Regions from separate parts of the Homo sapiens genome. Here region 2 is linked to region 1. A link is an interaction called in ENCODE POLR2A ChIA-PET data of the cell type or tissue named here. Cell type or tissue: PC-9. All regions are shown on one strand. Each heading gives the region's core, and the rest is flanking DNA. Links, peaks and the distances in the headings are about the cores only.

Evidence for each region. ChIA-PET counts read pairs that join two places held together with the same protein. Peaks named below come from ENCODE experiments on the same cell type or tissue, not always from the same donor. Only the 100,000 strongest peaks of a DNase experiment are listed, where the experiment ranks them.
Region 2: POLR2A ChIA-PET joins it to region 1 with 5 read pairs; 3 of 35 experiments call an interaction of 5 or more read pairs at or near these places.

Annotation. Positions count from the first base shown.
Region 1 is chr4:153,149,607-153,154,988 of GRCh38, reverse strand. It overlaps a transcript of TRIM2 not described here. Among named protein-coding and RNA genes, the nearest start is that of TRIM2, 52 kb to the left of the region's middle. RefSeq lists a silencer at 1,536-1,625. In PC-9, for the core only: no CTCF peak of the experiment used is centred there; DNase peaks (open chromatin) are centred at 798 and 2,748; H3K4me3 peaks cover 2,092 bases.
Region 2 is chr4:153,366,046-153,371,427 of GRCh38, reverse strand. All of the region lies in intron 4 of MND1 (meiotic nuclear divisions 1), which reads right to left. Among named protein-coding and RNA genes, the nearest start is that of MND1, 24 kb to the right of the region's middle. In PC-9, for the core only: no CTCF peak of the experiment used is centred there; no DNase peak of the experiment used is centred there.

The DNA.
Region 1 (5,382 bases), core at 55-5,054:
TTTGTATTTTCAGTAGAGACGGAGTTTCACCATTTTGGCCAGGCTGGTCTTGAACTCCTGACCTCAGGTAATCCGCCTGCCTCGGCCTCCCAAAGTGCTGGGAATACAGGCGTGAGCCACTGTGCCTGGCCAATTTGGGGCAAATTTAAGCACCAAATGTCAAGCATTATTTTTGAGGCAGACAGACATCAATCTTTCCCCAGGGCCATAACCTGATAAATAAAATTAAAGAGACCATATGTGTCCATATGGACACCATGTGTGTACAAGCAATTGGTTAGTGTATTTTTAGGCAAATTCTAAGCTATACTGATTACTACTTTTCTGAGGATTATTATATTTTAATTTTTCCACTTTGTAGTCTTTCTGTCTTTTCTACTTGCTCTCATTAAGCCAATCCTCCAATGTCAGGTTAAAAGAAAAGCTGCTTGGTGGGAGATGGAAGACACGCAGAAATCGTAGCCTATCTCTTAGGCTAGGAGTTAGATATTACTTTGATGGATATCTGATATTATCCTGTTACACCCATTATATGGATGAGGAAACGGAGACCTGGAAAGTTTAAGTAGTTGTTCACTGTTCATTGCTCACACTCCCAACACAGGGTCCTGGCTCTGGTAAGCCCCTCTGGGGAAGGTGAGGTCTTCCATTGGCTATCAGCCCCTGACCGTGGAGGCCAGACACCACATCAAGAAACCTGAGCCTCAGAGACTGCAGTAGTTAGACTTCAGGTCCGCCTGCCTCTGTATCACATATTTGGGCCTCAGCCAAATCAACACAGAAATGCACTTGAAACATTAAACAGGACGTTCTGAAACCACGTGACTCTGTGAAACGCTCCTCGGAACCTTTAGGGAAGGGCCGAGTTTCTTTAAGAAATGTGTAAACGACAGAGACACACACCCTTGCATGATGCCAGCTCTGTAAAATTAAAACCTTGTCTGGAATTAAATATAAAACTGAGTTGAACTTCAAGATTCCTTTTAGCAATCTATAGTAAGGAAAAAAAACCACACCCCCCACACTCATATTTTGGGGAGAAAGGAGGGAATTGAGGTCTTTTCACTTCATGTCTGCCCTCTTAAACCCCTTGTGCGAAGAGAAGGAAGAAACGAGTTCTGGGCGCGGCGAGAGACTGAGGCCTGCAGGGCTCTGAAATCCCAAAGGCGCTGAGATCTCAAAGAAACCCAGACGCGCCCCCTCCGGGGCCCGGACTCAGCGATGCGCGCCGCTCCCTGAGACGCCGCCACGCCCGTGTCCCTGCAGGACCGGCCGCAGCCGCCACTGCGCAGCGCACAAAGGTCCCCACGGGCTGGAACACTGGCCTCATCTCGTTTCGAGCCAACCGTAAAACGCGCCTTCTCTCCATCTTCAAAAAGGGCCGGAAAGATCGGGGGCGGGACGGGGCTGCCTGCCCTGGCTGCCTAGGCCAAGGTTATTTCCTTTGTGTGTGGATCCCCAAAGCATAGGGCGGTTCCAAGCCCGGCGCTGGCAACCCTGCACTCAACGCCCCCGTCTGCAGCCTTCCGGGCTGTCGCCTCCTCGCCAGCGCGCACCACCTCCAGACGAGGCGTGGCGACGCGCGTCTCGGGGCCCTCCCGCAGCCCCGCCGCACGCGCGCCCGCCTCTCCTATCCCTGCCTTTCCGTCCCCGCCACCGGTCTGGAAGCTTTAAGCGCCTAGCCGCCTGCCAGCAGCGCGGGGGACACAGATACTCACGTTTCCAATTGCGTCCCGAAGCGCGCACTGCCCCCGCCGCTGTAATTAGAAGGACAGGAAAGGGCTCTGAGAGCTGCCTTTCAGGCAGCGAGAGGTGACAAGCAGGCGACCAGCTGAAAGCCCCTCATTTTCTGCAAGCTCACTCAAAATGCTCCTCAGTGCCGCCAGCGCAGCTGCCAGGTTTAATAACTGTGTCAGACCGCCCGCCCCTCCCCCACAAGGAGCCACAAAGATGACAGGCGGGGAACTAAATCCGCATGCCTAGCCGCAGTCACCCGGCCTCAGCCCCAGCGACGCCGCCGCTGAAGTGACTGTGCAGGGAAAGACCATGAAAAGGTGCAAATGCCAGCCTTGACCTAGGAATTCTCCAGAGACCACTTCCTTCACTCCGAGCAGAAATCGGATCCTTTTCCCAACAGTATTTCTGAAACAAAACAAGAGGCAGGCGCCTTTCCAGTTAACCTAACATGCATTTCAAATGCAAAAGGCTCTTTCGCAGCAACACTCGTCCCTATTTCTACTGGATTTCTGGGTATCGGTGGGATATTCTGCGCACCATGCAAAGCGTAAGAAGCTCATTCAACTGCTCTGCTCCCGTTTCAGTCGCGCGCACCAACACTCGTGTCTGTCCCCAGGACCCTGGCCAACAGAACCTTACTGTCTGAGGGGGCTCCTTGGCAGTTCCTCGTCGATTTGGACCATTTCCAAAGCACGGGCAGCTCCTTGATAGCGACTCAATCTTGTCAAGCAGGAAGGAATCAGTGGTTCTGTTTTGCAAGTGGAATATCAAAGTAAAGTACTCCACCGAAGTTAGAATTTTATAACATATATATATGTGTGTATATATATATATATATATATACACACATATATATATGTATAAAAAGACTGATCCCGAGCGCACGGCAGCCCGGCGACCACGCCCCAGGCCCCGAGTGCCCCGACTCCGCCCAGAGAGCCCTTCCCCGCGAGGCCCAGCCAGCCGCACCTGCCTCTGCGGGGGGTGGTTTCCCGGGAAACTCCGGAGAGCCTGTTCTCCCTCCAGACACGCGGTTCCCTTGACAACTGCGACTTAGCACTAGGCCTTCTAAGAAGAATGTCCATGAATGCCTGTTTTAAATCACAGATTCAAAGAGATTGACGAGGGTGGTTGGGCAGGAATAAGACGGCAGTGATTTGGGGGAATGGAAGAGGGGCCGCGCGAGCCTGAGTGGGGTCAGTGGCTATCGCAGGCGAGGGACTGCGTCGCTCGCCCTTCCCTACCAGTGAGTTAATACCTGGCTTTAGAATGAATTCCATCATTCCCTTCGGCTTATTTCCTTTTCTCTATTTATTTTCCTTAAGATACTATTTAAACAGTTATTTTGCACTGACAGAGCACTAGCTGGCTCCAGGTAGGAGTGAGGAGAAGCCCATAAAGATGTATGAAACAGAGGTGAGACTTCATGGGAATAATATTTGGCTATAGATGATCTCGTGCACAGAAATTCAAGAATTGTTTCAAATACAGTCTTGCATCATCAGGCCATGATGCTTATGAAATTTCACTCATGATTTCAGTCGGTTTCTATGGAGAAAAGAGGAAGTGTAGATGAGACTATGCATATTTATTAAACATTTAAATGTTCACATGCCACCTGGTTCCTTTTGTTTTGGTTTTGTTGTTGTTTGTTTGTTTGTTGAGACACAGCTTCACTCTATTGCCCAGGCTGGAGTGCAGTGGTGCCATCTTTGCTCACTGCAACCTCCGCCTCCTGGGTTCAGGTGATTCTCGAGTCTCAGCTTCCCGAATAGCTGGGAATACAGGCGTGAGCCACCAAGCCAGGCTAATTTTTGTATTTTTAGTAGCGATAGGGTTTCACCATGTTGGCCAGGCTGGTCTTGAGCTCCTGGCCTCAAGTGATCCGCCCACCTTGACCTTCTCAAGTACAGCTATTACAGGTGTGAGCCACTGCCTGACCTCTATCTTGTTACTTTTGGTTACAGACATATCATACTAATCACACCACAAATAGGCGCTAAAAGGTAAAATGAAACAAGTTAATGAGCTTGCATCTAAGGCATAAGAAGATTGTATATAAAAAAAATTACACATGCCCCGTACTGGTTTATCCTATGATCAATTATGTATTCCGTATTTGAGCTATTAAAAGTTAAAGATCAGTGGCATGTTTGAATTAATGAGATTTTACTATACACATTATGGTAATATGATTATATTAATCTCTGGGTTGAGACTGAAATATGTACATACAAATGCATCCTTTAAAAAGTCATAAATTCATTTCTGAAAAGTTTCACATGCATCCAATTTTCACAAAGCAAGTGATATTTCCATATTCTAGGGAAACGGTTTATGCAAAATAAAACACACAAGAAAATTTCTTCATAAAGCAAAAAAACCTTTTTGTTAAGAAAAATCATGCGTGTAATCCCAGCACTTTGGGAGGCTGAGGCGGGCGGATCATGAGGTCAGGAGATCAAGACCATACTGGCCAACATGGTGAAACCCTGTCTCTACTACAATACAAAAAAAAAAATTAGCCAGGTGTGGTGGTATGCGCATGTAGTCCCAGCTACTCGGGAGGCTGAGGCAAGGGAATCGCTTGAATCTGGGAGGCAGAGATTGCAGTAAGACAAGATCGCACCACTGCACTCCAGCCTGGCGACAAGAGCGAGACTCCAACTCAAAAAAAAAGAAAGAGAAAAATCATCTAATTTCTGTTTTTAAATTTTGTTTATTTATTTATTATTTTGAGATGGAGTCTCACTCTGTCACCCAGGCTGGAGTGCAGAGGTGTGATTCTGGCTCACTGCAACCTCTGCCTCCCAGGTTCAAGCCATTCTCCTGCCTCAGCTTCTCAAGTAGCTGGTGCTCACCACCAAGCCCAGCTAATTTTTGTATTTTTAGAAGAGTCGGAGTTTCACCATGTTGGCCAGGCCTGTCTCGAACTCCTGACCTCAAGTGATCCACCCATCTCAGCCTCCCAAAATGCTGAGATTACAGGTGTGAGCCTGTGCCTAGCCTAATTTCTGTTTTGAAAATTCACATGCTGTATCCTGAATCTGCTTTGAAGCACAAATTTTGTAAACATGTGACACACATGTTTATTTGCAAATGGAGATCCCTAAAGCAGAAATATGTATACCCAGCAATAGAATAGACATCCCTACATAGGCATCTCCTAATACATTTCATGTTTGAGAAAACAGAAAATTCTAAACAGATCATCTTCACTTTTAACAAAAATTAACAATGAACATTGTAGAAGTCAGTTAAAAGATACTAAGAATGCAGTCATTGAAAAATGTCTTTCTAAAGGATAATTAAGAGCAGGACGATTATATTCAGAATATTATATTAACTGATAATATTAAGTGAGATTCAAAACAGTAGATAGTTGTGATTCCAATCTTTTTCAAAATTATATGTGTGTATACTTACGACTATGATGATTTGAGGGAATTCTTGGCTTTATACTTGCCAATTTTTTTTCTTTTTCCTTTCATCTTTTTCTTTTTTCTTTTTTTTTTTCTTACTCTGCCCCCCAGGTTGCAGTGCAGTGATACAAACATGGCTCACTGAAGCCTTGATCTCCTGGGCTCAAGTAATCCTTCTGCCTCAGCCTCTCTGAGTAGCTGGGACTACAGGTGTGTACCACCA
Region 2 (5,382 bases), core at 294-5,293, 220 kb before region 1:
AAATTTTCAGGGTAGACAAAACAGCCTTCTGTTGGAAAAAGATGCCATCTAGGACTTTCATAGCTAGAGAGGAGAAGTCCATGCCTGACTTTAAAGTTTCAAAGGCCAGGGTGACACTTGACACTCTTATTAGAGGCTAATGCAGCTGGTGACTTTAGTTGAAGCCAATGCTCAATGAAAACCCTAGGGCCCTTAAGAATTATTCTAAATCTACTCTGCCTGTGCCCTATAAGTGGAATAACAAAGCTCAGATGACAGCATATCGATTTACAGCATGGTTTACTGGGTATTTCAAGCCAACCGTTGAGACTTGCTGCTCAGAAAAAAGATTTCTTTCAAAATATTACTGCCCAATGACAATGTACCTAGTCACCCAAGAACTCTGAGGAAGATATACAAGGAGATTAACGTTTTCATGCCTAATAACACAATATCCATTCTGCAGCCTGTGGATCAAGGAGTAATTTCAACTTTCAAGTTTTATTATTTAAGAAAAACTTTCAGTAAGGCTATAACTGCCACAGTGACTCCTCTGACGGATCTGAGCAAAGTAAATTGAAAACCTTCTGGGAAGGATTCACCATTCTAGATGCCATTAAGAATATCTGTGGCCAGGCATGGTGGCTCCCGCCTGTAATCCCAGCACTTTGGGAGGCTGAGGTGGGCAGATCACTTAAGTCAAAAGTTCAAGGCCAGCCTGGCCAACATCGTGAAACCCTGTCTCTACTAAAAATACAAAAGTTAGCCAGGCGTGATGGTGCCTGCCCATAATCTCAGCTACTCAGGAGGCTGAGACCAGAGAATCACCTGAACCCGGGAGGCGGAGGTTGCAGTGAGCTAGGATCGCGCCACTGCACTCCAGCCTGGATGACAGAGTGAGACTCCATCTCAAAAAACAAAACAAAACAGAACATTTGTGATTAAGGGGAGGAGGTCAAAACATCAACATTAATAATAATTTGGAAGAAGTTGATTCCAGCCCCCATGTATGACTTTGAGGGGTTCAAGACTGCAGTGGAAGAAGTAACTGATGTGGTGGAAATGGCAAGAATAAGAATGAGAAGGAGAAGCAGAGAATAAAGATGTGACTGAATTGCTGCAATCTTATGGTAATACTTAAATGGATGAGAAATTGCTTCTTTTTTTGAGATGGAGTCCGGCTGTGTTACCCAGGCTGGAGCGCAGTGGTGTGATCTCAGCTCACTGCAACCTCCGCCTCCTAGGTTCAAGTGATTCTCCTGTCTCAGCCTCCTGAGTAGCTGGGATTCCAGGCGTATGCCACCACGTCCGGCTGATCTTTGTATTTTAAGTAGAGACAGGGTTTCACGATGTTGGCTAGGCTGGTCTTGAACTCCTATCCTCAAGTGATCCGCCTGCCTCAGCCTCCCGAAGTGCTGGGATTACAGGACTGAGCCACCGAGCCTGGTCCTAGGAATTGCTTCTTATAGATGAGCAAAGAAAGTGGTTTCTTGAGATGGAATCTATTCCTCATGCAGACGCTGTGAACATTGTTGAAATGGCAACAAAGGATTTAGAATATTCCTGAAACTTAATTGACAAAGTAGAGGCAGGGTTTGAGAGGACTGACTCTAATTTTCAAAGTTCTGTTGTGGGTAAAATGCTATCAAACAGCATCACATGCTACAGAGAAATCTTTTGTGAAATCAATCAATGGAGCAAACTTCACGGTTGTCTTATTTTTAAAAAACGACTATAGCCATCTACCCTTCAGCAACCATCACCCTGATCAGTCAGCAGCCATCAAGATCAAGGCAATACCCTCCACCTGCAAAAAGATTACAACTCACAGAAGGCTCAGATGCTCATCAGCATTTTTTAGCAATAAAGTATTTTTAAATTAATGTACATTAGTTTTTAAAAACATGTTATCACATATTTAATAGATTACAGTATAGTATAAATATAACTTTTAGGTGCACTGAGAAACCAAAAAGTTTCTGTCCTCACTTTATTGCATTATTCCCTTTATTGTGGTGGTATGGAACTGAACCTGCAATATCTGAGGTATGCCTGTATTTATGCTCATGTGTAATCTCCTCTCTTGAGTGTAAACTAAATTTAATGACTTGTTTCTAGGGAATAAAATGTGGCTGAGGTGATGGGATGTTGTTTCCTAGATTAAGATACAAAAAAACTACTGCTTCTGTCTTGGACTCTCACACATGAGCTTGCTTTGAGAGAAGCCAGCTGCCATACTGTGAGCTGTACTACGGAGAAAACCATGTGGTAAGGAGCTGAGGGAGGCCTTGGGCCAAAAGCCATCATAGAACTGAGATCTGCAGCCCAAGACCCTGCAAGGAACTAAATCCAATAACCACATGATTGGATTTGGAAGCAGATCCTCTCCCAGATAAACCTTCAGATGAGAATATGGCCCTGGCCAACAGTTTGACTATACCTCACATAAGGCCTTGAGCCAGATGTACCCAACTAAGCCATGCTGGGATTCACGAGTCACAAGAACTGTGAGATAGTAATGTCTATTTCTTAAAGTCACCCTGTTTTGGTATTTCTTAAAGTCACCCTGTTTTGGAGTACATATTTTTGTTACATAGCAATGGATAACTAATACAAAATCTAAATCACACTTTTTTTTTAAAGGCTACAAAACAGTAGTATTCATTTAGAATACACATTCGGCCACAAATAACAATATTTAACTAAAACTGGATTAAATAAGGCTAGTACAGTATCTCATGATGCCACCAGAGACCCAAGATCTTTTTTCCAGGCTCTGTCATTCTTTGAGAATGTGATATGGACATGAATGAACAGAACTTTCATCCTTATGCTTTTTATCTCAGTAATGCATATCACAGAAAAGAGGAGAAAGAAGCTTTGCCTTTTTCAGGAAAGTGAAAACTTTCCCAGGAAAGTCAAAGCTAGTCTTCTACTTACATCTCATTTATCAGACCTGCTTCCCATTGCCACCATTAGTTGCCAGGGAGTCTGGAAAGATGAGTATTTTTTAGTAAGACACACTATCCTTTAACAAAGTGTTTTGTTAGTGAAGAAGAGGAGGACAATGTTGACTAGCTAGGCAACCAGCAGTACATGCCAAAGCAATATATTTTACTTGTGATAAAAAATATTACAGGAGGTTAGAGAAGGGTAAGAATATTTTAAGCAATGAGAGCTTGAGGAGGTTTCTGAGAGGAGAGATGTTTAGAATTTGGCTAAATAGAGAGGAGAGAAAAGGGAATTCTCAAAAAGGATAAAAGCAAGAACAAAAAAACATGAAGACAGGGAAGTTCAGTAAGGCCCATAAGTAAATTACCTTGTATAAAGTTTCTAAATTCATAACTAAGATTTTAAAAATTTGCTGAGTGATGAATATGCACGTTGTTTCCTAGCAGGAAAGAAAAATACAGCATCACGTTTAAGAGAAGAGATATGGGCAAAGAATATAATAAAAATTTATTCAAGGAAGATATACAAATGGCCAAGAAGCACATGAAAAGATGCTCAACATCACCAGTCATCAGAGAAATGGAAGCCAAAACCACAATGAGATACCACTTCATACCCACAAGGATGGCTAGAATCAAAAATTCAAATAGGTTTTGGGAGGATGTGGAGAAATGAGTGCCCTAACACACTGTTATCAGAACTATAAAATGGCGCAGTTGCTCTGGCAAACAGTCTGGCAGTTCTTCACATAATTAAACACAGAGTTACCATATGACCTAGAAGTTCTACTCCTAGGTATACACCCAAGAGAAATGAAAACATATGTCCACACAAAAACTTGTACATCAAAGTTTAGAGCAGCATTATTCAGAATAGTCAAAAAGTGGAAAAAACTCACATGCCCATCAACAGATGAATGGATACATGAGATGTGGTGTATTTGTGAATGGATAAATTAGATGTGGTATATGTGTACAACAGAGTATTATTTGGCCATAAAAAGTAATGAAGTACTGAAACATACTACAACATAGATGAACTTTGAAAATACTATGACAAGGGAAAGAAGTCAGTCATGAAAGACTACATATTATATGATTCCATTCATATAGAATGTCCAGAACAGGGAAATCTACAGTGACAGAAAGTAGATTAGTGGTTGCCTAGATCTGTGTGGGAGGAGTGGGCTGAGAAGATTCAGAATAATAGCTAAAGAGTAGAGCGTTTCTGTTTGAGGTAATGAAAATGTTCTAAAATTGACTGTAGTGATGACTGTACATCTATCAATGAACATATTAAAAACTATTACATCATACACTTTAAATGGGTGAATTATATGGTATATAAACTATATCTCAGCAAGGCTGTTGAAAAAAAAGAGAGATAAGGTGAGCACTTTTAGAATATCTGCCCAGCCACCGCTCTTTTGAGACTTCCATTCCACCCAACTCTGGCAGCCAAGGGGAGAGGCGGGGAGAGTAAGAAGGGGAGAATGGAAAGACAGGCTACCTGTTTTGAGAAGCGGTGATTAAGAATGAGGACCCTGGAGTCAAAATACCTGAGACGGAATCCCAATTCCACACTTACTGTGAGACCTTGGACAAGCTCTTAATCTCTCTGTGTCTCAGTTTCTTCATCTATAAAACAAATATAATACTAACCTCATAATACTGTGGGGATTAAATGAGATAATATATTTAGGACCATGGTTCACTGCCAGGCACAAGTGCTCAATAAATACCAGTTATTATTCTTACATGTTTTCCCATTCCTATTTCTAGTTCCTTAAAACAAACCCACTAGTGTGAGTAATGTCCTAGTACTTGTAACCAATAACACTCTAAATATATAACTTCAAAGAAAATGTGGAACAACTTGAGAGTCAGGGTTCAGTGAGGACTCCCCCATCTGCAGTGAGATTAGTGAAGCCGTTGGTTAAATTATAAAGACTTGTCTCTGAACTACAGATTCATATATTTAATTGTCTACTTGATATTTCCACTTCTTTGTCTAACAGTCACTTCAAACTTAACATGGTCAAAGCTGAATTTCTGATTTTCCTTTAGGAAACTGCTCCTCTTGCAGTCTTCCCTATCTTAGTTGAATTTTTAAAAAATTCATCCACAACTGCTGTGGTAGGTTAAATAATGTCCCCCAAAGATAGGAGGTCCCAATCCTTGGAACCTGTGAATGGCACCTTATGTGGCAAAGACTTTGCAGATGGGATTCAAGATCTTGAGATGAGATTACTGATCTCAAGGATTACTATGACAGATCCTAAATGCAATCACATGTATCCTTATTAAAGGGAAATTTGACACATACAGCAGAGCAGAAAGCAATGTGACCAAGAGGCAGAAATTAGAGTGATGCAGCAACAAGTCAAAGAATGCTGGCAGCCCACAGAAATTGAAAGAGGCAAGGAAGATTATCCCAGAGAGCCTCTGGAGG